Linked DNA regions of Homo sapiens: all the other regions are linked to region 3. Evidence: chromatin loops called from intact Hi-C (ENCODE). Cell type or tissue: IMR-90. All regions are shown on one strand.

Region 1 (8,000 bases), 430 kb before region 3:
TCAAAAATACTTCAGCCACAGAAAGCTAAAACTGAGCAAATCTCATTCTTCTTTTCCATCCCCTTTGCATGTGGCTGGCATTTAGTAATGATTAATAATATGGCCAGCTGAATAACAGAGGTTTGAGACACAATTCTTTCTCAAAGGAGTCAGCTAAGCTGGGTCTACTTATGGACAAACATCTAAATGTGTGGAAGTATCTGATATTTGACAATGGTAAATTTCCACTTAGCTAGCTAGCATTGTCAGACTTCAATCTCCTCATGGCTCTGGCCGTCCTGTTTTAAGCATGATAATTGTTGGCCACATCTCACATAGTTCTCATTGAGTGAGTTCATAAATAAACAGGGTTTTTTTTTTTTTTTAAAGAGCAGCCAAGCACAAAGTGTGACTTTGTTGACATTTTATGTGACTTTGTCATATGTTCCTAACCCCCAATAAAAGCAATGTTGCATCAACTGTGAATTTGTGTTGATTTCTTGAAAAAGCATGCTCTTATAATTTATTTGTTTTCACTAGTGTATATCAAAGTTAGTTTCAAGATCCACGAGGAACAAGTCAGCTAATGTGATAGGAAAATTTAAATGTGGAGACAACTTCTAAAGGATCCCATGTTACCTTTAAATAAAAGGTACTGTCATCTACCAAGTCAGAAACCAAGGTCTGGTCCTTGTCTCTTCCATCTCCGCCAGCCATGGTCAATCACTCAGGTAATCTTTTGATTTTTTTTCTCTTTCCATTGTTCAAATATGTCTACTTCTCTCCATCTATGCTACTGCATTAAAGAACAACACTCATTTCTCACCTGGACTACAGCACCATGCCTCCAGTTTTCCTCTCCACACTGCCAAGGGGCAGCCGGGGAAATCTCTCTAAACCACGAATATGATTGTATTATTCCATGGCTTCAAACTCTTCACTGGCTTCCCATTGCCCTTGAGATATCGTGACACCTAAAGCCCTTCATGCCCTGATCCTGGCTCCAACAGTCCTCTCTGGACTCATCAACTCTTCAGCCCCTCTGTGATTCTAGGCTCGTGCCATCCACCTGCCTTTTCTTAATGTTCCCTCTATCTTCTGGGCTTTCTCACACACTTCAGCTTCTACCTAGTACTTTCTCCACTACACCTTCCAAACTCCATCCCTCATCCTTCACATCCCATCCTAGAAGTCATTTTCTCTGGAAAGTTTTCACCCCAACCTCTACCAGCGCTAAGACTAGCTTCCCCACCTAGGCGCTTTCATGTCATTCTGAGCTTACCTCGTATTAGCATTTATCTTCCAGTGTTGTGCTCATATTTGAATATGAGATTCTAGAGCTGCACCATTCAACAAGGTAGCCACTCATCATATGTGGCTATTTCAATTTCAATTAATTAATATTAAGTAAAAGTAAAAATTTAGTTCCTCAGTTGCATTGCTCACATCGCAAGTTCTCAATAGCCACATGCAACTGGTGGCCACTCTGTTGAACAGCACAGATATAGAACACATCTATCACTGAGAAACTTCCATTGGATAGTGCCACTCCAGAAGATAAATGCTATGTTTTGCTTGTTATTTTATCCTCCAGACTTGCAGCCCTTTCTTAACTGGGGTTTGCTATGTGAACCACAGAGAACAAAGATATGATTTGAATGCTATTTCCTCAATTCTCCCAAGAATGATATATTAAAAATACAATTTTACATGCAAAGGAAGGAAAATAATTCATCACGGGTAAAGACGCTCAGAGCATTAGGGTTCAATTCTAGCATAAAACCCTGGTCAGGAAAGTCTACGATAGCCTACCACAATGCTTGGCATCAAAAGTACTTCGTAAGTGTCCGCTGAATGAATATCACACCTGGACACATAAAGACAATTAGTTTTCTTAATTTTTACCTAGATGTGTAAAGTCATGTAGGAGACATGTCTTTAGCTTCCAAAGGGCCCCTTCTCTAGAGAATGTGATAGACAATTTTTTAAAATTTCATCCTAAGGATAGGTGAATTGTATTGCAGCAAAATATTACCTATTATTTCACTTTCTTTTGACGTTATACAGACCAAAAAAAGAAGAGAATTGAGCTCTTATTAAGTGAATGAGATGAACATAAAAATGATTAAAGTAGATACAGCCATCTACTTTGATATGCCCTATATCTTTTAGTAATTGGCCAAAGTTTCCTAAAAATATTAACTATTTACTGAGCACCTACTACGTGCTGGGCACTTTGTTCAGGTTTGAGGATACAGGAAGGAACAAGATGGACACAATTCTCACACTCATAATAGATAACATTAATATGATTATTTCAGTTCCTTACTGCACTGTATCCAAAGCATGAGTTTTAAACCCTGGCTGTATATCGTAACCACCTGGGGAGTTTTGAAAATACTGATACCTGGGACAGATTCTGACTTAGTTGGTGTGAGTGTGGCCTAGGAATTTGAATTTTCTAAAGCTCCGCTGGAGATTGGAATGTGCAGGCAAAGTTGAGAACTGTTGACTTACGGGAACATAATCTTAGACTCAGCTCAGAAAATCGAGAGTTTTTGGTATCAATAATTGATAGCATATTAGAAGGAAAACCATCTGTTTAACACAGTTTTGTTTATTCCTCAGAATATAAACTGATACTTAACAGTTACTGAGTTGTCCAGGTCAAACAGCCAGGTCATGATTGAGATAAGACCTGACCCCCAGGTTTCTGATTTTAACACAACACTCTTCCTGCTACACTAACTATCTCAGGGAAATGGAAAATATAATTATTTTCAAATCAAGAGACAACCAATATCCACTGTAGTCATAATTTTTAACAGCAAAATTGAATTTGGACCAATTTGAATCCCATATACTCAAATAATTCTGCTAATCTGCTAATCAAACGTGAAAATGCAGCTCCTTTAAAAATATCCATATATATATGTATATATATATGTATACATATACATATACATATATATACACATATATATGCCCATAACGAGGGTACAGAGGATGCTCATTTCTCCAGGAATCCTGAGCACATTTTTACAAATTCAAAAATCAATATACATATATTAAACTCCACTAGAAGGATATTTTGCCTTTAAACTTGAATAACTCAATAGCAGAAATGGTAGTGGGAAGGCAAAATTAAAAATTGCATTGTGCTCCCACATTATCTGTCCCCACCCAACTTATTATATTCCATTCCATTCCATTTCACATTTCACAGTACAGGTAAAATTGACACTCTGTCCCCATGAGAAAAGTTCATATTAAAAAATAACCACTATAAAAAATAGTTACTTCTCACAGTTACCACCATGCATCGCTTTTAGATTCTACTCATAGATCAAGAGAATCCTGGAACTCTGTCGTCAAATCTGCTCTTCTTCATCCATGTAAAAACCACATAGTGAAAATGTGCCGTTCCATATTTTAAAGGCATCAAAATAAAACTAATGTCCACATGCTTCCTTCAAAATGGATTTCAGTGTTTGAGATTCCACACAGTTGGGAAATTCTTATTTCTATTCCAAATCCCTCACGCTGTAGTTTAATCCCATTTTCTCTTGTTCCCTGTGGAGAGAAAGAACAGCCGGCCTCCATTCTTTTAAACTCAATCCCTTCATGTCCTTAAAGACAACTACCTCCCAGCCTTCTCTTCTCTGGAATAAATAAGAACAGTTCCTATCAGGAAAACGTCTCTCTTGGATTGTGCATATTCCCTGCCATATCACAGATATTCATGCTCATCACATAATGCTCATAGCTAAAACAAGCCAAGGCCAAGAGCAAAAACAAGCAAATGTATCATTGTTTTCATGAATGAAGTTACAGAACCAATAATAGACACTGAATAAATAGTTGAAAATGATGATCTTCCAATAATTGTGTGCCAAAATTATCATAATTTCTTTTACAAGTATTGGCAATGTGTTGCTTTTAGAGAGGTGAATTAAAAATTAAATGATTAGGTTTCAATTTCTTTTATGCAAGTTCTCCCCATGCCCTGCAATGGAATATTCCATTCAGCATTCCACAGCAGGAACCACCATTGCTTTGACAAAAATAGATACAGTATTGGAACATTCAGTCAATGGAGTAATCCAATTGTCTGAACATTCTTTTCTGCTTTGTCATTTACATTTTAATAAATCCCAGAATATGTCAAGCTGTATCCAGTCGTACCAAGTGTAGCTAACCACATGCAGTTACCAGATGCAATGAGGGAATCATAACATGCAACTCCTACAATGAATCAACATTTGGTTTGTGTATATTTTTAGGCTCCTACATTTTAAATAGGGATACTTTTAAAAATGAAAAATAGATATTTTGAAAAATCTGTTAGTATATTGTATATTCAGCTTTTACAAAGGAAGTTGTGGGCAAAGGGTGCACTATTTAATTGATCTAGGAATTCTGGCATCTGCTAACCTCAAGGAAAACACTATATATAGATAACAACAATGTGGAATGTCAAATTATTATTTTATGCGTATTTCTCTGCCAGTTTACTCTCTCTTCATTTAGGAGACTCAGATAAATATATATATAATATACATGATATATCATGTATATTATATATATATATATATATATATTTTTTTTTTTTTTAGACTGAGTCTTGCTCTGTCGCCCAGGCTGGAGTGCAGTGGCATGATCTTGGCTGACTGCAACCTTTGCCTCCTGGGTTCAAGCGATTCTTCTGCCTCAGCCTCCCAAGTAGCTGGGACTACAGGTGTGAGCCACTGCACCCAGCCTCAATTTTTGTATTTTTAGCACAGACAGGGTTTCACCATATTGACCAGGCTGGTCTCGAACTCCTGACCTCATGATCCACCCGCCTCAGGCTCCCAAAGTGCCAGGATTACAGACATGAGTCACCGTGCCCAGCCGATAATCATATTTTAAAGACATTTGACATTTGACATTCCATGATGTCAAGACTTCAGGCAAACCAGTCCTAAAAGATGTGTGTGTGTGTGTGTGTGTGTGGGTTTATTAACTTATATACATAACTTAGTCCATGCATATATCAGCCACCAAGTTTTTCAACACTTTGAGAAGTTGGTTATCCTGGCTTAAAAGATCCTAGTGAATTTTTACTAGGATGATGAAAATAATGATGAAATGAGCCTCAGCGTGTTGGGTTGGGGATCCCTAAGTGGCAGGTACATGCTTAGAAAGGAGGGTTGTCCAAAGATGAAACTATTAAAACTAGTCTCTCCTAGTAAAAATCACATGGGACATTACACTTGGCTCTGGTTATACCCTTTGTACATAACTATCTAAGTCACTTAATTTCCCACATTAGATAAGTGCCATTTTAGGTTTTTTCCTCTCAACTTTCTGATTATTACCCTTTGGGATAATGACTGCCGAAAGTCCCAGGTCATTTACTGACATCAGGTAAATCCAATTAGGGTTAAACTTGTGATATACTCAAGGACTAAAAGGAACCACAAAAAATTTTTTTTGTTTCTTTTCTTGCTGGTGCTTAGAGCAGTGTAAATGCTTGCCACAGGGATTGTGAGCAGTGCACCATGATTATTACAGTACCCAGCATTAGGTATTGTGTTGAGGAGGCTATATCATTGCTTACCAATAGTGGGAGGGAGAAAATTAAAAGTGCAGTAGCACTGTAATACACAAGTATTACAGAGTTTTTCCTTACTCTGCTCATAGTGTGATAACTGGTAGGTTCAGTGGAAAAGTAGGAACGAGCCAATGGTAGAATAATCACACTATCTAGAAAAGGACCTCTGCAACTTATCTTGAAGGCCTCTAGAAAAGGACCTCTGCAACTTCCCCACGCACTTGGAGTAACAGCAACACTTGCTCTCATAAACTACTATCGTGATTGTAGACTATGACTTATTCAACGAACTTGAATTAATAAACTAAGCAATCAACATTAGGGAGAGTTTGGGGAGGAATGTTAGACAGTGAAGGTCAAGAGACACATGTTCAAAGTTTCATTTTCGTGAATCAAAGGGGCTATGTTATAGATCTAACTCTATCGATAATTATTTTCTTTACAATTTCCATAGTAGAGTTAGCTCTTCAGTAAGAAGAGAAACAAGGTAGTTGACTTGTTCTTACTTTACAGAGATGTTGAATGTAAATATGGTATAGTGTTTTGAGAAGGTCTTTAGATTACACACCACTGGCTTTTAAATACCCAGGTTAACAGAGAGGAGCAGGGTGCAGATGTTATAAAAAATGAATATGGTCTTCAGAATATGCCTTAGATGCTCACTTCAGTCAAATTCCCTTTTTAATTCTAGGTTCATAGACTTTCACTGATGAAGAAGCCACAAAGGCCATCTTTTGCTTGAATTTCCTGTTAGCTTATAATGGACCACATTCCTGATCAGCAATTCCATCTTTGGACAACTCAGATCATTTGAATACTTTTTCTTTCTTTCTTTCTTTCTTTCTTTCTTTCTTTCTTTCTTTCTTTCTTTCTTTCTTTCTTTCTTTCTTTCTTTCTTTCCTTCCTTCCTTCCTTCCTTCTTTCTTTCTTTCTTTCTTTCTCTCTTTCTCTCTGTCTCTCTTTCTTTCTTTCTTTCTTTCTTTCTTTCTTTCTTTCTTTCTTTCTTTCTTTCTTTCTTTCTTTCTTTCTTTCTTTCTTTCTAATTGAGACAGAGTCTCGCTTTGTCACCAGGCTGGAGTGCAGTGGCACAAACTCGGCTCACGCAACCTCTGACTCCCTGGTTCAAGCGATTCTTTTGCCTCAGCCTCCCGAGTAGCTGGGATTACAGGCACATACCACCATGCCCAGCTAATTTTCGTTTGTTTGTTTGTTTGTTTGTTTGTTTGTTTGTTTGTTTTTCAGTAGAGATGGGGTTTCACCATGTCGCCCAGGCTGGTCTCAAACTCCTGACCTCAGGTAATCCACCTGCCTCGGCCTCCCAATGTGCTGGGATTACAGGCGTGAGCCACCGTGCCTGCCGAATACTTTTTCTTAATATTGAATCACAAAGGCATCGTCTTTTATTGTTTCTTATTTTAGCCTTAGGAGATATAGTGTAAGTCTATTAAGTCTAGTCTCTCTTCTATTTGTCAGTCTTACAGATATTTCAAAGAAGAAATCATGTTCCGTCCAGAGTCATTTTTCTCTGGGCTGCACACCCTTAGCACTTGCAGTCATTCCTCCCATGGCATTATTTCACATGCCTTCATCATTCTTGTGAGTCTCCACATTCCAGTTGGTTTGGTTGCCTTGTTAAATGTGCTACTCTGGATTGAATGCTTTTTTCTAGATGTGGACTGACAAATGGGAAGAAATGCATGATGATCACCTTTATAAAATTTTTCCCTAAGTACTGGATTTCCAGGAATAAAATTCCTATTAATCTTTTTAGCAACCATCTATCAGTATTGATTCATCTTATCTTACCATCTATTAAAACACTTAAGTCTTTTCTATACATGCTGCTGTCAAACTCTATTTCCCTCATCCTAAAATTCAACTCATCATTCCATCTCCCAATATTTTTTTTATCCTAAGACATCTGCTAAATTAAGATTGTTTTTCAGAGTCATCTTATTCAAATGTTTGACTCAAACTTACCCAAAAGAGATCATAAGAAGCTGAGTCAAGTCACATACTGAAGTTAGGATTCCAAATGTCATTCCCCAAAGCTATCAGTCTAATAACTAACAAAGAAAGAAGTGAAGTTAGTTTTGCATGGTTAGTTTTATTTGTTTGTTTTCATTGGCCTCATATTTACATGTTTTTTTTTTTTTTTTTTTTTTTTCTTAACAACTACTGATGCTAGGAAGAAGCTATCTAGATAAATGATGGATAGCCAGAGAAAGTTGATCTGGGATCAACATTTTGCTTCAGGTAATCAAAAAAGGCAACATTTTGTATGTGAATAATTGAGATTACTATAGTGCATACACTGATGTTTTAAATAACTGGATTTTTCTCTTTCTTGCTATCTTATTGGGTTGATAATTATCCTTACTTGAAAGAGGAGATTTAGGGTAAGTAGAGTAGGAAATCTTCTGTC
Region 2 (8,000 bases), 450 kb before region 3:
TGCCACAATTAGCTTTCATTGCTTTTATCCTAAATGTTTTTAAGTATACCAGATTCCTTTCTTCTGTTCTTCCTTCCACCCACATGCATCAGGCCCTTTCCTGCTACATTCACATAGTTAGGTTATTTAACACACACATACACACCTGCTCTCTGCTGGCTTCAACTCTTTTTAGGTGAGATTTTAGGACATGCCTTGAGATCCATTGGATTGTCAGATACATTAAATATAATGCAGGGGAGGATAAGGGAAAGATGCTAGCAGCTGACTTTTGGTTTGGGTTTTCAGTCCTAATATGAGACAAGACATGGCAAAAAAAAGTGTCAAACAAGAGAATGAGAGTGGCCAAAGAAACGAGGTGGTGGTGGCTAGACATGAAACAAAGTACAAGACATAAAAACATTTAAGTTTGAAAGAGATAAAATTTGGAAAAGGGAGAACTAGCAGTGTTTAAGATTCCGATGGGGGAGGGAAAGCCATTGATTGGGCCTTTGAAACCATGCCAGGAACCAAGAGCCAGGGGTAGTGGCAGAGGGGACGGCCAGGTAGGACAATTAAAACGGAAGTCTGGCTCCTTACAACACAGCATGGAGCGGGGCTACAGCATTTGCTGCAGTGGGAGGTGGGGCCAGTCTGGCACAGTCTGTGGGTTTGAAAGGAGCTGGGCGGGTTGGAGAATGCCAGTCAGCCTTTGTAGTTCTGAGCTCAGAGAGGGGGTGACACATACTGGGCTTCAGGTCAGAAGCCTGGCTTGGGTGGCTTTTGGAGAAATTTTCCCTCTGCTCCCAAACTCTTAAAAGGTGCTCATCACACCACTGGCCTCCAATCACAGCATAAGCACGTGTTCCAAAGGCCATCCTCCAGCAGAGATTTCGGCAGTGGTACCTGTTGGCTGGCTCATGGGGTCCTTTCCTTTTTCCATTCCCTGGAAGCCGTCAACTGGACTGAATACAACATCTTTGCGTCTTTTTCTTCACCCTCCCCACATGCTTGCATCTCCCAGACTCCTAGGGTTAATCCCCAGGACAACCTTGCTTTGAAAGAAAAAATGTGGTGAGCCTACTTGAAGATTTGGATTCCAAGAGGCCTCTGTCTGTCCTGCCTCAGCCAGAGCCAGACAGCCAGCTCAAGGAGATGGGCAATTTACAGAGAAAGCAGCAGTAAGTTTTTGTTGTTGTTGTTGTTTGTTTTCAAGGCTTGGTTGTTCTCCAGAATTAGGTCCCTGAAAGCATGGGATTTTCTTTTCCTTTTTTTTCTTCTTTCCTTTCTTTTTTATTTTCTTTCTTTCTTGGCAAAAATTAATAATACCCCCTTCTCCCCCGAGAGTGAGTCATAAAAGCAATTAAAAAGTTGCTTCTTCATCGCTGCTCATAACCTGGGTTAAAGTTATCTGAGGTTGATCTGTGTGTGCCTATTCTCAACATTGTAATATTTTCAAATGTACGTGCATTTGTTATAATAATTTGTGCTGATGGTTCTCCTCCAGAATCAATGCTATGTAACTGGCAGATAGATTGTCATTATGCTGAATTTGTCCCAGGACTTGCATAGATATCTTCTTTGGGGGTTTTTGTGCTTATTTGCTGCTTGTGAGAGAGAAGGATAGAAAGACTTTGGAAGGAGGGTGTGGTCCAGCAGATTTCGGCTTCCTCCCAGCCCATCAGTGACTCCTTCTTCCTGCTCCTCCCTTTCCTCTCCACTTCTATCCCAGTTCAGTTCCTCAGATCCAACCAGAGCCAGCTGTCAATGAAATACCTTCTGCCTTTCTTTTCTATTACAGTGTGGGTTAGACTCTGTCAGGTAGGAAACTACTCCCCATAATCAAACTCATTATGTTTGTGATCTCAGCATATTTGCAAACTTAGACATAGACCAGACAATAACATTTACCTTCTCCATTTCTCCCATTCTGGGATTTTTAGCCAAGGTAATAATAACAATAATAATACAGTATTTAGAAGGCCTCTAGCAATATTTCATCTTCTGAGAGTCTTACAGATGTTAACTAATTAATCTTCACAACACTCCATACAAGAGAGGTAAATATTATTACCCACGATAGAAGATACATATGTATATGCTAAGGACAGCAAACTAGTTCACTTATTTATCATGGTTCACTTGATATAGTAACTGGTATTTTTAAAACACCCATCATAGATACAACAATTAGAGATGTGCTTTTGTTAACAAAGCCACTACCCACTTCTAGCGTACCCTTGGGTACTAAATAATTACCCACTTTGTGTGGTTATCTAGCTCACTAATTACCCACAGAAATTGGGGTCAGGTGTTAACTGCTTGAAATAAGTATCCTCCAAAGACATCGCTGAGTTGTATAGAGAAAATGATGTGTTCATAGCAAAACTTTCATAAGCTATATATTTGTATATCTTTGTAAGCAGAGTGAATACAAGCAAGAGCAAATTAGCTTATTATGTGAAAATCATGCTGAACTATTGTTGCAAATATAGAGAGGTTTAAAAGAGTCTCGGGAAATCTCGTCCTCTATTTACCCTTCGTTTTGAAGATGGGTGCAATGACATGATTCCCATAATCTGGCCTTCATATAGAAGTACACTAAGACAATTGATGATTCTGGTTAGGAATGATTCATTTTGGTGTACAGGGAGGCACCCAGTGAGTCAAAGACTTTTTTTTTTAACAGCTCCACCCTTCATGATTATTCTAGCGTGTTTCTTTTTTCTCCATCAGTCTAGTGAAAACACCCCGTTAGCCAAATCTGAAAAAGATTCTAACCTAGTCACCAACTCCTGGCAACCACCTCTTTCTCCTTCCCAATAACGACAAAAAGAAAAAAAAAGTATTACAAAAATCCAACACTCTCATTTTGCCTTTAGCTGTTATGCGCTCCTCGCCTTTCCTCTCTACTTCTCTCCTCTCCCTTCTTCCTCTGTCTGTATCTTCTTCTTATTTGTGCATTTTCTCCTTTTCCTTGGCATCTAGGTATGCTTCTGCAGGTCTCACAGTCAGAGACAAAGCACAATTATGTCTGAGTTGAGCACAAAGAAACTATCTTTTAAAAATATTGACTTGGAGGAAACCTGCATCCTCAGATACCTTTCTCCCTTTCCTTGCTATTTACAGAATCTGACATTATATTTAATACCACGCTGCCGGTTGTCTGCATGATTCTAGGCAGGAAAATTGGGTTAGAACGGTAACATACCCACTGTGTACATAGATAGGTAGAGACCCTAATTTTCGGCAGATCCATGCCTTAAAGGATCACAGCAGAGCAGAGCTTTAAAAATGAGTGCCAACAGAAATGAGAGGAGATGCTCCCCCAATCAACTTAGGATGTCTTCCTTTTTTCTTGTGCCTCTTTTTTTTTGTCATCTGAAATATTACTTGTCATTATTGGGGAACTTGAGGCTGATCGATGAAGTGTATATGTGTCTGTCAGACATTTGAAGAGGAAAAACATGCTTCAGGAATAAGGAAAATGCCTGCAGTGAAAGCAAAGGGTCAGGATGAGCTTCAGTGACTGATGAGTTCATTTCAAAATCCAAGGGCACATAGATGGTAAATTAATACATATGGCAAATACAGTCAACGAGCAAACCCCAGCCACTGGAAGGAAAGGGAATTTTAGCTCTGTAGTCATCACATGCCTGAACAGAGAGTCTACATATCTTAAATGTAGATCCGAATCATTGCTCTTTTATCCCGCTAAATGCTGATTGCAAAGAAATATTTGGGCATTGTTGACTTTCCGTCCATAAAGAAAGGCCACCAAGATTCACAAAATCCATCACCTGCACTCATACATGCATGTGTGCTTGAAATTCCCCTAGGATGTGAAACAGTTAGGCAGAGAACTGCACTGTGGTCTCCCTTCCTCACTTCTTTCCCTCCCTGTTTTTCCTTTTCGAAAATGTGATACCTGATCTCTAGGTCTTGCGGGCTGAGAAATTTTTTGTATTTGTATAATGCAGTGTCTGGCCTTCCCCCTGACCTGCTGATGTATTTTTGGCCTCATTAGTAGTCAGGGAGATGCCTTAGTGCATCCAGCACTGCAAGTCAGGGATGAGACACACTACAACAGGAGAGGGAGCAAGCGCGAGAGGATATTAGAAGAGAGGCTTGTCTCCAAGATATGGAAGGAAGTGAGAAATGACAGGGCTGCAAGCTTTGTATGTAGGAGCCCGGCAGGGCGGGGGAGCGGCGAGGAGAGCCAAGTGGATTCTCAGAAAAGGGGGGAAGCCATCGAAGAGCTAAAGGTGATTAGAGGGGGATATTGATTTCTTATTCTGCCAGAGATTTAAGCAGGCATGCGAGGAATCTGCACCATGGTTGGCAAAAAGAGACCCGTTGCCTCCTGTAACCAGACACTCAGGCTTTCCAGGAGCCCAGGGAGCAAGCCGAGAAGAAAGGGGGCAGTGTGGTCTAGGAAAATTCAACTTGTCGCTGATTTGTGCCTGATGCCTGCTGTCCGTCAGCAGCCTCCCTTACAATCTTTTTTTCTCTCTCTCCTTTTTTTTTCCTTGCCTTCTCCTTCTTCACTGAAGCCTAGGGGAGCCAGTAAAGATTAAATGTGCTTCTCAAAGGCAGCCACTTCATGCTGCTATGTCGAAAGGGCCATTATTATTATTATATTTTAATGGTAAAAGAGAAAAGGAGAGAGGTTGAGCGAGCGAGAGAGAAGCTAGGTGTGATGATGACAGACTAGCTTTTCTGAGAGGAAAAGGAAAAGGGAAGGGAGAGAAAAAGGAGAGCCTCTGAGCTCAACGGAGGATTGTGCCTGAGAAGAACCCACAGAGGTGAGAAAAAAGTTGTCTTGAAGGTGGGGGTGGGGGGGCTGCTAAACAGACACTGTACAGAGGGAGAAGAGACATAATTTAGCTGTGTTGCTAGTATGATTCCATTTTTAAAGGAGGGGAGGGGGAGAGTCTAGAGCTCTAACTGTTTTTAGTTGCATATGGAAATATCTAAAAAAATATTTAGCATTTTTACTAAGTGCGTTGAGGCCTCTCCAGTGTCCTCCTGGCTGTGGCTGCTTTGTCATTCTCTTTGACTAGCCAGCCATCTACCTTGCTCAGGCCTGGAATAAAAGAAGAACAAGAAGAAGAAAGAAATGAAATGAAAAACAGAAAGAAAAAGGAGAAGAAACATTTGTAAAAGGGTCATCTTCCCATCTGCCTCCCCTCCTTTTCCTTTCATTTTTGGTGGCGGCACAGGAAAGCCCCACTTCCAGTCTGATGAGGAAAGCGACAATCTATCAGGTACAGAACCAGGGGCTGTCTGCGAAGATGGAGGGGAATTATGCTTCGGATTCCTCTGAAATATTGGCCAAAGGCTTCAAAGAATCCGCAGCGGGAGGTGCGGGGGGAATGTCTCTCCCCAGCCCGCACCCAGCCCTTCCCACTTCGTGTCTACCAAATGACAGCCTGGTGCTCGCTCTTGGTGATTTGGCCTTGACTTCAGCCAAGCAGCTGATGCAGACGAAGCCTCCGTTTGCAGGACTGGCAAAGTGCACGCTAAAGAAAGAAGGAAGAAATTTTTCAAAAAGCAGCTCTGGGGAGGTTTCATACTCCCCCCCCCCCCCCGCCTTTTTTTAATTTTTAAGTGAATATTTTCCAAATTTGATCAGTTCCAGCCCCTCCCTCCACTCCCACCCAACTGCCCTTTTTTCTCTCGTCAAAGCATAAGCTACAGAGTTACAGTCTCGAGATTTGGTGTATCGCTTCCTGCCCCCGCCTCCCCTCCCCGCCCCCGTTCTCCGTCCTCTATTGAAACACCTCGCCCAGCCTAGCGCACTGAGAGCTCTCATTTTCCCCCCTTGCTCGGGATGGTGCCACAGGAGGCTGTGCGGGCCCCGCTCCGCTTCGAATGGGTGAGTTCAGAACGCTATTCGTCTTTACACTTCTATAGCCTCCGAATCCTACTTCTTGGTCTTCTCCTTTGAAAACCCGATTTCTATGATTTTTGCATGCGGCATACTTGCCCTGGGGGAAAGAGATGCCTCCTATTTTCTCTTCAGTCATTTGTGCTAGTCGTAAATTAAAGCTTTGAAAAGACACTAAATCCTTATTGTAGACTATGGTTTTAAAAACTTGGGCATTTCTGAGTCTGTGCATATTATTTTCCGTTTTAGTGAACTATTTTGCCCAAATCTTGAAAGAGTTTTCTCTGATGTACTCGTGATCGTATGTGTATGTGCGTGATTGTATATGCGCCCCCAGATACTGCGTATGTGTGTATATATGTATTAGGCTTAAACGGAATCTCAATTTTGTGAAGGAAAGGAGCTTAGAGAAGAAATACCATACCACCTGTTTGTTGCATCTTAGTTATGAACCTCGAACAGAAATTGCCTGTCATTCTTGTTTTGCTTTGCTTTGTCTCAAGAAAGAAAACATTGTTGCGCTCCTCTCAGTCCCTGAGACCCTAACTTGTGATGTTTACCGTTTAAATCCACGGGTTAGGCTCTTGGGAGCTGCGAGTCGTGCTTTTGCATCCTGGAAATTTGGTGGAATTTTATTCTTTAAAGCAAAAACAAAAGAAAAGAAAGTTTGTCTGAGGTGATTGAGTATACCTCTGAGGTTTTCATTGTTAGATGGGATCAGGTGACCAGAGAGTGGCAGCTCCTGGATTTCTGTTAAAGTAGGTATATATTTTGCTTTAATAGCGTGTTGGCTGCTATGTGTATGTATGCATGTTATTGATGCCTGAGGCTTGTGGAACTCATCTGCCTGGTCTATTCCTTGAGAGCAACACGCAGTAGTATACGAGCGTAACAAGAACAGCTCAGTACCTGGTGCTTGACCTCAGAACATCTCAGCTGAAGTCCCAGCATGCCCCATGTCTCCAACTTTCAAACTCCACAGTTAATCTTAAAATTGTGCCCAATTAAAATGGGCATGTGAATATATTATATATTCAGTGTCCACACATGTGTATCATGGATGGCTAGACAGTGAACATACAGACGCAGATAAAGGCAAACTAATAGTTTGGAGTAAAATATTAATAGGTTAAAATTCTATTCTTGCAATTCCACACAAAGGATGGAAGTTATGGTATTAATAAAAATTAAGTTTGTATGACTTTGCAAGATTTTTTAAAAATAAAAGGAGGGATACCACCTCCTTGCTTGGTATCTTTTACAAAATGTTATACTTTATGGATATAAAGGTGATAAAGATTGGAAATAAATCTTCTAAATATGTAAAATGAAAGCAACAGCAACAGCAAACACAATTATCGTATTCTTTGGGAGTAACAAATACTGGTTTTCATTTTAAAACTAAGGAAAATTTTATCAGTACTTAAATTCAATCCAAAAAAGGTTTTATAACACCCAAACTGTACATTTAAAATTATCCTTTCTTAAGGTAATGGCTAGCATTACCTAGTTTGTAGTTTTCTTGAGCTGTAACTTTTTATAACTGAATCATTTCAGTGATTTAGGGCTGTCTCGTAGTTGGGGAAGAGAAACAGTAACTTACCTTTCCTTTGTTGTGAAAAATTCTAGTATAAAATATCATTTAAACAATTTTCGTATTATTGGGCCAACATTTCTCTTCTATGTTTGAAAAACACCTAAATCAACCCCAATCCAAATGCTTTCTTCTTCTAAAGACTTTATATTGGTTGTAGCCTTGTTTTATACATGTAATTGAAGGTTAGGGAAACTGTTCTTTGCCTGTTATTGTTTTTTATTTTAAGTGTTTATTGCAATTTTAGTCATTAATGCCAAATTGCAATCAAGAAACCATTTTGTATCAGAAAATTGAACTGAGAATATGAACTATGCAACGATTGCACCACGTCTTTTGTTGAAACCTCTTGTGTAGTAATATTAGAATATTACTTTCCAGTCTTTGATAGTCCGAATGTGCTTCAAAAAAAATAGTTATTTGATTGTCGAGTCATCGTTAGTTTATATTCAATGGTTTAATGACTTCCCCTACCTTAGCTGATGTGTATGCATAGGTATTTGGAAATTATAGCAAGGCATCTATTTAACTTACGAA
Region 3 (8,000 bases):
CCTTTGTGAAGTCACCAGGCACTGGGTAGGGAACCAAGTCGTTGTTTTTGTGTGGCTGCTCATGTTCTGACCTCCATGTTTAAAAATCATGAGTTAGTCCTAAGGTCACTGGGGAAATGCCTCAAGAGTAATTGACTTAGAGAGAGAAGAGAATCCAGAGCCTCACATCTGACCGACAAAAGGAAGGTCCCAGAGATGAGGAACTCGTTGTCCCATGGAATGTCAGAGCTGGGAGAGACCTCAGAGATCATGTCCAACTTCCTGGCTTTTTTCCAGAGGAAAAAACTTGGGCCCATAGTGATACAATGGCTTGTCCAAGGTCACACAGGACACCGTTGCCTGACTCCCTGTCCAGCTTCCTTTCCACTTTACCTGGTGACCACAATGTCTGGGCTCTTTTTCTCCCTTGTTCCCAATGAGTTATGGTAATATGGTAACTTCCTCAACCTTCAAGCATCAAAGATCTCAAAATATTCAAGTCAAACCAATTCTCAGAAACATAGGGTTAAGCCAGTGACTGCTTCCTTGCCCACAGAGGACAGACGTATTTCTGAGGGTGTTTGTTACCTCCAGCAGGTGACGACTAACAAGAAAACAGCACCTTGAGCAGCCCCAGGGGAAGAGAGGTGAGATTAAAGCAGTGATGTCACCAAGGGCTGGGAAGTGGGTGCCTCCATGTTCACTTTGCCTCTGCCATCTACTTTGGCCCAAACACGGCACTAAACTTTTCTAGGGCCCAGGAGCCTCATCCCTAAAAACAAATCATTGCAAAGCAGTTATCACCATGATGGCCATCTGCAGGTATGAATCCCTTTTGGGAACATAAGTGATAAATAAGGGAAATCAGGGTTGGCGGGGGTTAGATTTTCATTTCTAAAGGTCTCAGTATAAGCCTTTATTTAAAGCTACAAAGTTGAAAATTCCCCAGTAAGTACTGTTCTCTCTCGGTATTTGTGGGGAATTGGTTCCAGGACCCTCGCAGATACCAAAATTCATGGATGCTAAAGTCTCTTTAGATGAAATGGTGTAGGATTTGCATAAAACCTACACACATCCTTCTACATACTTTAAATCATCTCTAGATTACTTATAATACCTAATACAATGTAAATGCTATGTGAATAGTTGATATACTGTATTGTTTAGAGAATAATGACAAGAAACAAAGTCTACATGTTCAGTACAGACACAGCCATCCATATATACATACATATATATATATATATATATATATATTTTTTTTTTTTAATATTTTGTATCTGAGGCCAATTGAATCCATGGATGAAGGACCCATGGATACAGAGAGCCGACTGTAAGAGGAATTTCTTATAGGCAACAGCAACACACGTTGTGGCTGATAGAGGGTTTCATTAAACAGGGAAAAGAAGTGACTGGCTCTGTCATTAATGGGTTCAAAGATTGAGGAAAAGCCTCAATCATTGCTGAGGAGCAAGGAGGTCTTATACAGAAATTCCATACTTGGACTTGAATTTGTGTGACCTTGGCTGAGCCGCTTAACTCTTAGGAACCTCATCTGTAAATCAAGGGAATTTGGGTTAGAAATGCAGTGATTTTTAAATTTTGTTTTTTAGCTTCTAGCTGTACATTACAACCACCTGGGCAGGGAGTAAAATCATGACCCCTATCCCCAACCCCTTTTCATTGTGATTTCAGCAGCTCTGGGGGTAGGGTCCAGGCAATTCTTAAGTACGCAAGACTGAGAATTTCTGGATTATAGCATGTCCAAAAACTGATTCTCAGAAGGGAATAAAGTAAATGAAGCAATGGAAAGGAATACTGGAATTCCTTAGCCATTCTACGCACACAGGCCTCGAACCATTGTACTCACCTGAATGCCTAATTTGCCTATTTCCCTCCAAGGCCAAGTCCCCTCTAGGATCAGGGTGAGGCTCCCGCCAAGACAATCAGCACTTTCCCAACAATCTGCAGGGACACATGTAGTTTTCAGACTGAAAGGAGGATAGCAGGAAGTCTGGGTCCCTAAACACTCTGGAGGTATTGGAACAGATGTGTGGAGGTCCCACCATCTTTCCTACGCCTCCTCCACACAGTGGGGTGGCCCCTGCAGCAGGTAAGTGATGAGCGAGGCCCCAACCACATCTAACAAGATGGCCACTCTGTCTGCCTGGCTGGCTGATGCCAGCACCAGCCGCTAGCTCCCGACATGCAGGACTTAAAGCATCTGCCAGACTGGTGCCAGCTTTTGATCAGTACCATGTTGAGCCAGAGACCTGCAGGGAAACGGTCAGGCTCCCTGTAGTCGACTAGCAGGAATCTTACTGAAGAATTTGAGCACAGATTTAAAAGTGAGGTGCAGGCAGGGGGAAGGGGTGTGGGGGACTGCTTGACAGAGGCTGTCTTTTCAAGGCCAGGTTATTCCATCTCTGCTAAGGGAAGAGACACCCTTTCCTGGCTGGTGGTTGGAGCAGGATTTCTGGGCTCCCTTTGCACATTTTGCTGCTCTGCCCTGGGGGTCAGAGGGAGTCTTTTAGCCTCAGCTCATGCATCTGTAATACCCTGAGACCACCGGGATGGGTCCCTAGTCTCCCCCGTGTCCAGCTCCACGGTGTTGCAGTAAAACCACAGCAGGGCCGTTTACAAGACACTTGACGACTCCAGCCAGTCCACTCGCCAGAGGGCCTGCAGGAGGGCTCCTGTCTTCTAAACGAGTCCTCTGCGGCCTAGGCTGCTGTCCTTAGGAAACCCAGTCTACATCCTTGGCAGACATTCAGAGTGCCCCTAAAAGCTGTGTGCTAAGATGGGGAGCCCCCTCCTCCACTGCCCCCTTCCTGGGACACCAAGCCAAGTGTTAAGCAGAGGCCCAGCCCCAGAAACAACGCGTTTTGTGTCTGACAATAGCAGCCTACGTGACTTGAAGGACTCTGCTGTTGGTAAACCAAATGCACGCCAGTTTTGCTTATTTGCTCTAACCTTCAAAGAACCTAGAGGTCCCTTTCTAGTTCAACAAATAAATCCAGTTCCACTCTAGCGGGCCTCCTGGACAAAGTTCCATTGTTACGCCTTCCCTGAATGTCCACTGCTCGCTCCCTCTCAGGCACCCTAGCCCCACGCCTGTTCACCCTTCTTTCGTTTTGGGATAAATCAGCCTCCTTTTTTTGTTTTGTTTTGTTTTGCTTTAATTCTTTCAAAGGGTAAGGAATGTTGACACCCCCGAAACATGCCTCTGATGTCTGGGTAGACTTCAGACGGCTGTATTTGAACGTGCGCTGACGCAGTCGGGCAGATTGGGTTAAACCAAATATTACAATTGCAAGAACTCATCTGGAACTAATAATTTTGAGGCCACCGAAAGTAAAAGGGCCCTGCTTTGGGGCTGGCCAGCGGCAGAGGCCAGCTCGGGCCAATGCTGCCACCTGCCGAGGGCGCCGGGAACAGGGTGCGCCGCCGCGGCCTTCCTGTTTTGCTCTGGCCCCGCTCACCGGCTCCCACGCAGACAGGTTCGCCAGCCAGCCAGACCAGGGCTATTTTAAAAGGCTAGCGCCTCTTCCCAGCCCTTGGTGTAAAGATAGCTAGTCTGGCTGTCCCGTGTCTTCGCTGAAAAAAAGACAACTTCCCAATTATAGAGCCGGGGCTGGCTACAAAGGCAGTTGCAGTTGGAGTCCGATTAAACACGTGCCGGGTGGATTACACAGATCATGTGTCAGTGGCTCGCCTAGGAGGAAGGCTCGTTTAAGTTCAGGATTTTTATTTTGCGGGGGATGATGGGGACGTACAACTCTGGGTTATGTCGGCGCATTGCTGAACTGCGAGTCACATGCCAGATCCAGAAATGATGAAAACATCTGTTTTTGCTTTAGACCAGCGAGGCTCTGGCGGTGGGGAGGGGCGCGAGAGGGACGGGAATGGCTTTGCTCACCAGCACCATCTGCTGAGCCTGCTGTGGAAACGCGTGCGTCCCCAGCACAATGCAGGTTGCCACTCGCCCCGGGAAGGGGGAGATCAACAGGTGGGGGTCTCTGCCCGGGCGATCACTCTCCATGGAGGACAGCCCCGATTGTGCCCTGGGGACTGTGCAATCCCGTATTGTCTCGGAGTGTTCACAACAAAGAGCTTTGTCCCTGAGGACTGCCCGAGGGCAGAGGAGGAGGAGAGAGAAGCAGCAAATGAATTCCCAGGTTGGGAAGGAAGGAGGTAAAGGGGGAGGGGAGTAGCTCCTTAGTGGTTTGCAGACAGTAAAAATTTGCTGTTCTTTCTGGCTGAAATCTACCAGAACAAAGGAACCACGTCTCTATGAAAACTCCCAGCTGCACTTCCCCCCACCGTCCCTCTTGCCTGCGATGGTAGCTTTTGCTCGGCATGTCTGAGAATGTTCCAGTATTCACAGAGACCTTTCTGGTCTCTATGACCAAAGTATTCACAGAGACCTTTCTGGTCAGGCAGGGCTTGACCAGCCCTTCAACGTGCAATCCTCCCAGCTTCAAGAACCCAGCAATGGGATGGTTCTGAATCGGAGCCATACTGACAGCCAAGCCAACGGCATTCTTTCGATGTACAGCAAATATTTACTGCCTGCCTGCTAGGTGCCCGGAACTCACTCAGCATAACTATTTGTCATACAGCTTAAAAAACAATACAAATATGTCAGAGAAAAATGTATGTTTAGTGTCAAGTGCGTGTTTGAGACAATGACAGCTCTGAGTTGAGAAGCAAGGCGAGGATTGCAGACCTCGAATCTACCTTTCCTCAGTATTTGGGGGCAGTTCTGAGAAGAAGCTGGATTCCTCCAGCTTGTGTTTTGGGTTGTGTAGTCAAATCCCCTGAGTAACTGATTTTAATCAACCTGCTTCAGCTCTGACCTCCAGCCCTCTGGCGTTAAAGATAAATCCTCTACAGTTCCCATCCAAACGGCATCCATTACTCACAATCAGAATTGGGTGGGGACCTAGATTCCACTCCCAGGAATCTCCTCTGGGCCAGGTACAAAATTCTGAGCTACAACCAGATGAACAGTACTTCCCAACAACACACAGAGAGGTTAATCCAAGGGAGAAAAACCTGGGTCAAATGAAAAGATCGAGGCTTGCAGACCTCATTAAGCACAGTGCCTCCCTTTACACGCAGCTACCAAACACACCCTCAGCTCTCTGCTGCCCACAGCTGAGGTTCCCAGAAGAGCAAATGCTGCTGATCCGGACCGAAGTTAGTCTCTTCCGTAGGCTCATTTTTGCCCACTTACCTATAAACTCCCAAGTTCAAAAAGGAAACGGATCCTCTCCATTCCATCCCTTCTTCCATTTCACTCCCAAATAAGTATAGAAAGAGCTGCCATTTGCGTGGGAATGGGAACTTTACGCTAAGGGATGAGTCGGAAAAAAGCCTCCTTCCCATTTTACAGCTGGACAAAAAATGTAAGAACCATCCCGATCCTCACAGAGCTTGCCACCAGCTATATCCCCAGTGGCCACATCCGTTCCCACAGGACTCACGTTCTCAAATTATGAGGGCGCAAACAAATCCCCAAAGCCATCTACAAGTCCGTTGGTCAGTCACCTGCTCCGCTCTGATGTTGAAAGATTACTAGTTCAGGGGAGCCATGCGAATCAACACAATCAACTTCACTTTTTGTTTCAGGCCTCAGAAGATTAGAACATGAGACAGCACTTTAATCTGGTTTGGTATTGGGCTGATGTGGAGAGTTCTGATGAATTTTCTTTGTTTTATAAACTGAGGAAACCTTGTCACTGACCCGTATTTCTTTTCTGGACTCTTCTTGACAGTTTTCCTCATTTCTATCTGGTTTTGCAACAGGTCTGTGTTTGAATCTATTGAGGGCTGAAATTTTTCATGCTGCATTGACAACTGTGAGCCCAGAATTTAGGGTGTTTTGTCAACATTCGGCAAAATAAAATCTCTGAACTAGGCTCCAGCAAGAGGGTAGAAAAACTGCAGATGAAAAAATATGTGGCATGAAAATAAACTTTGGTGATTTTGTGCTTTACTAGGCTTAGGATGCCAACCTCCCAACTATTTTTCCAGGCCTATATAAGACTCTCTTTTTCCTCATTATAAAAAATAATTTCTGTTGCCCCACTTCACGCCATACATCTTGGTGTGATTCTCTTCACACAGAGAAATAACCTTTGTTCAAAGCTCTGCTCTCCTAAGCTGCGCTAAATTCTGCAAGATCACTCTCCATATACAAGATTAGCACCTCCTTTCCAGCTCCAAATAGACTATAATCCAAAAGCTGCTCTTTTAAATAGAGGTTCCTTTTATGCTTAAATTCCTACATAAAAGAAACATCAATGCTACTGCTAGTCTCCCCAGTTAAATCCGATTTGCAAGAAATGCTGCAGGCTCAAAAATCTGGGTGTGAACTGAAGTCTGGGCTAAGGGAACGCATTTGGGATTCTCCAGTCATTCTCTATCTGGAGGGCCCTCCAGTGGCCAAAATAATACCTGATATAAACAAAGACCACCAAAGCAAGTGTTACAACAAAGGCAGAGGATGGACGCTGGCCTGCATTTAAAATGCTGCATGTGAGCCCCACATTTGCCCCTTAGAGGTGTGTCTCATTTAAAGAAAGCCAAGACAGAATCTCAGCTCACAAAACGAAGACATTATTTGCATTACAAAAGGACCCTTCACTTGATTAAAAAGAGGCAGGTTTGAACTCCATTAAACGACAACTCCCCCTAATTTCTTTAAGATTCTATTGAATTTGCAGGAAATAAAAAGACTGACATACAAATTTGCAGAATGCATGTGCAGCGTAAAACAAGGTACATTTGTAGTCACTCTGCACTACCTGACCTACCCCACCCACATCTCCACCTCTGAAAGCCTAATAAGCACTCTGACCATGAGACACGGGGGGAAAGTGCAGGTCAGAACCTGTGGAGGTAAGAGCTGAAGGCTCAGGGCAAGTTCAAGGTGCTCGGAGCCCAGAGCTGCCCTTCTGGAGGACTGTGAGGGAAGCAGCCATTTGTTCCAATACAATTTGCTCTGGACTTGAAGGATGCTGTTGGTTTTCCAGAAGGAAAGTTCTAGCTCTATTGTGTATTGTCATCTTATGACACGCAGGCATGCCTCACTTTCCACGGGTGTAAAATGAATGGGTGGACTACACAAGCCAGATACAAATTCTAGAACCTTGGACTCCCAGACGTCGTAATGATCTTTTTTCCCTCGGAAGCACTGGGCATGAAGTGGGGAGAAAGGGGGGAAGGAAACTTTCTCCCATTAAGTCCTTTAGGTCCTTCTGACTTCTGCTTCTGCACCTCACCCTGACTCCAGTCCCCCAACCAACCTGTGACCTGCAGCAGCACCAAATTTCAGCACCCCACCACAGACCACAGTCTTCACACAGCCACCCTCACCTCACTCCCTGCTAGGCAAACTCCTCCTCATTCCTCATGGCCCAAGTCAAATGCCAGTCCTACCCTTAATCATTACCAACTTCCCCAAACACTGGGCTGTTTTCTTCCCCGCTTTATGTCCCAACAGCACTGTGCACCTGCCTCGGTCCTGGCGCTTGGCCATGCTGGTCCTCTCCAGCTTGAGGACTACAGGGCAGTCGCTGCCTCCTTTGTAGCTACATCCCCAGGGCTTAGCATAGTGCTGGGGACATGAGGTGAGTAAATGGGGAATGAAAGCAAGGGATTCCTGAGAGCAGAGCTCCTTCCATTCCCTTGGGAGATGAGACAATGGTTGGGGTCAGCAATCCCTTCCCCAGGCCTGCTCTGACCCAGGGCCATAGGCTTCCACTGCCAGATGCTGGGAGAAACAGAACAATGGTCCCTCCCTTCTGCACAGTGTGGTGGTGGTGATGGAGGGATGTCTTGTCCTCCCCATTCCTCTCTTTCAATCAAGCACCCACCATCAGTCAGATCCCCCTTTGTGTTATAATGATCTGTGCTAGAGACTGAATATTTGTATCCCCCCAAAATTTATAGGTTGCAACCTGATCCCCATTGTGATGGTATAAGGAGGTGAGGCCTTTGGGAGGTGATTTGGT

What was found. Hi-C counts contacts between places; a loop is a spot of excess contacts. Peaks named below come from ENCODE experiments on the same cell type or tissue, not always from the same donor. Only the 100,000 strongest peaks of a DNase experiment are listed, where the experiment ranks them.
Region 1: it touches region 3 in a loop (8-fold over the local background); 9 of 110 quality-filtered maps call a loop at or near these places.
Region 2: a loop joins it to region 3, with 7 times the contacts of the local background. A loop is called at or near these places in 81 of 110 quality-filtered maps.

The regions. Positions count from the first base shown.
Region 1 is chr11:122,081,568-122,089,567 of GRCh38, reverse strand. It overlaps MIR100HG (mir-100-let-7a-2-mir-125b-1 cluster host gene), which reads left to right. Exons shown (of 5, transcript NR_137179.1): 5 at 1-465. Among named protein-coding and RNA genes, the nearest start is that of MIR125B1, 14 kb to the left of the region's middle. In IMR-90, no CTCF peak of the experiment used is centred here; a DNase peak (open chromatin) is centred at 4,107; H3K27ac peaks cover 478 bases.
Region 2 is chr11:122,098,231-122,106,230 of GRCh38, reverse strand. The region is part of intron 4 of MIR100HG (mir-100-let-7a-2-mir-125b-1 cluster host gene); the gene reads left to right. It overlaps MIR125B1 (microRNA 125b-1), which reads left to right and starts at 6,387; the gene lies at 6,387-6,474. RefSeq lists an enhancer at 154-654. In IMR-90, a CTCF peak has its summit at 4,385; DNase peaks (open chromatin) are centred at 4,040, 4,390, 5,450, 6,750 and 2 weaker places; H3K4me3 peaks cover 5,006 bases; H3K27ac peaks cover 5,996 bases.
Region 3 is chr11:121,651,560-121,659,559 of GRCh38, reverse strand. No RefSeq gene overlaps it. Among named protein-coding and RNA genes, the nearest start is that of SORL1-AS1, 200 kb to the right of the region's middle. RefSeq lists an enhancer at 3,514-3,723. In IMR-90, CTCF peaks have their summits at 3,393, 3,908 (motif pointing left) and 6,432 (motif pointing left); DNase peaks (open chromatin) are centred at 3,259 and 3,769; H3K4me3 peaks cover 1,206 bases; H3K27ac peaks cover 3,251 bases.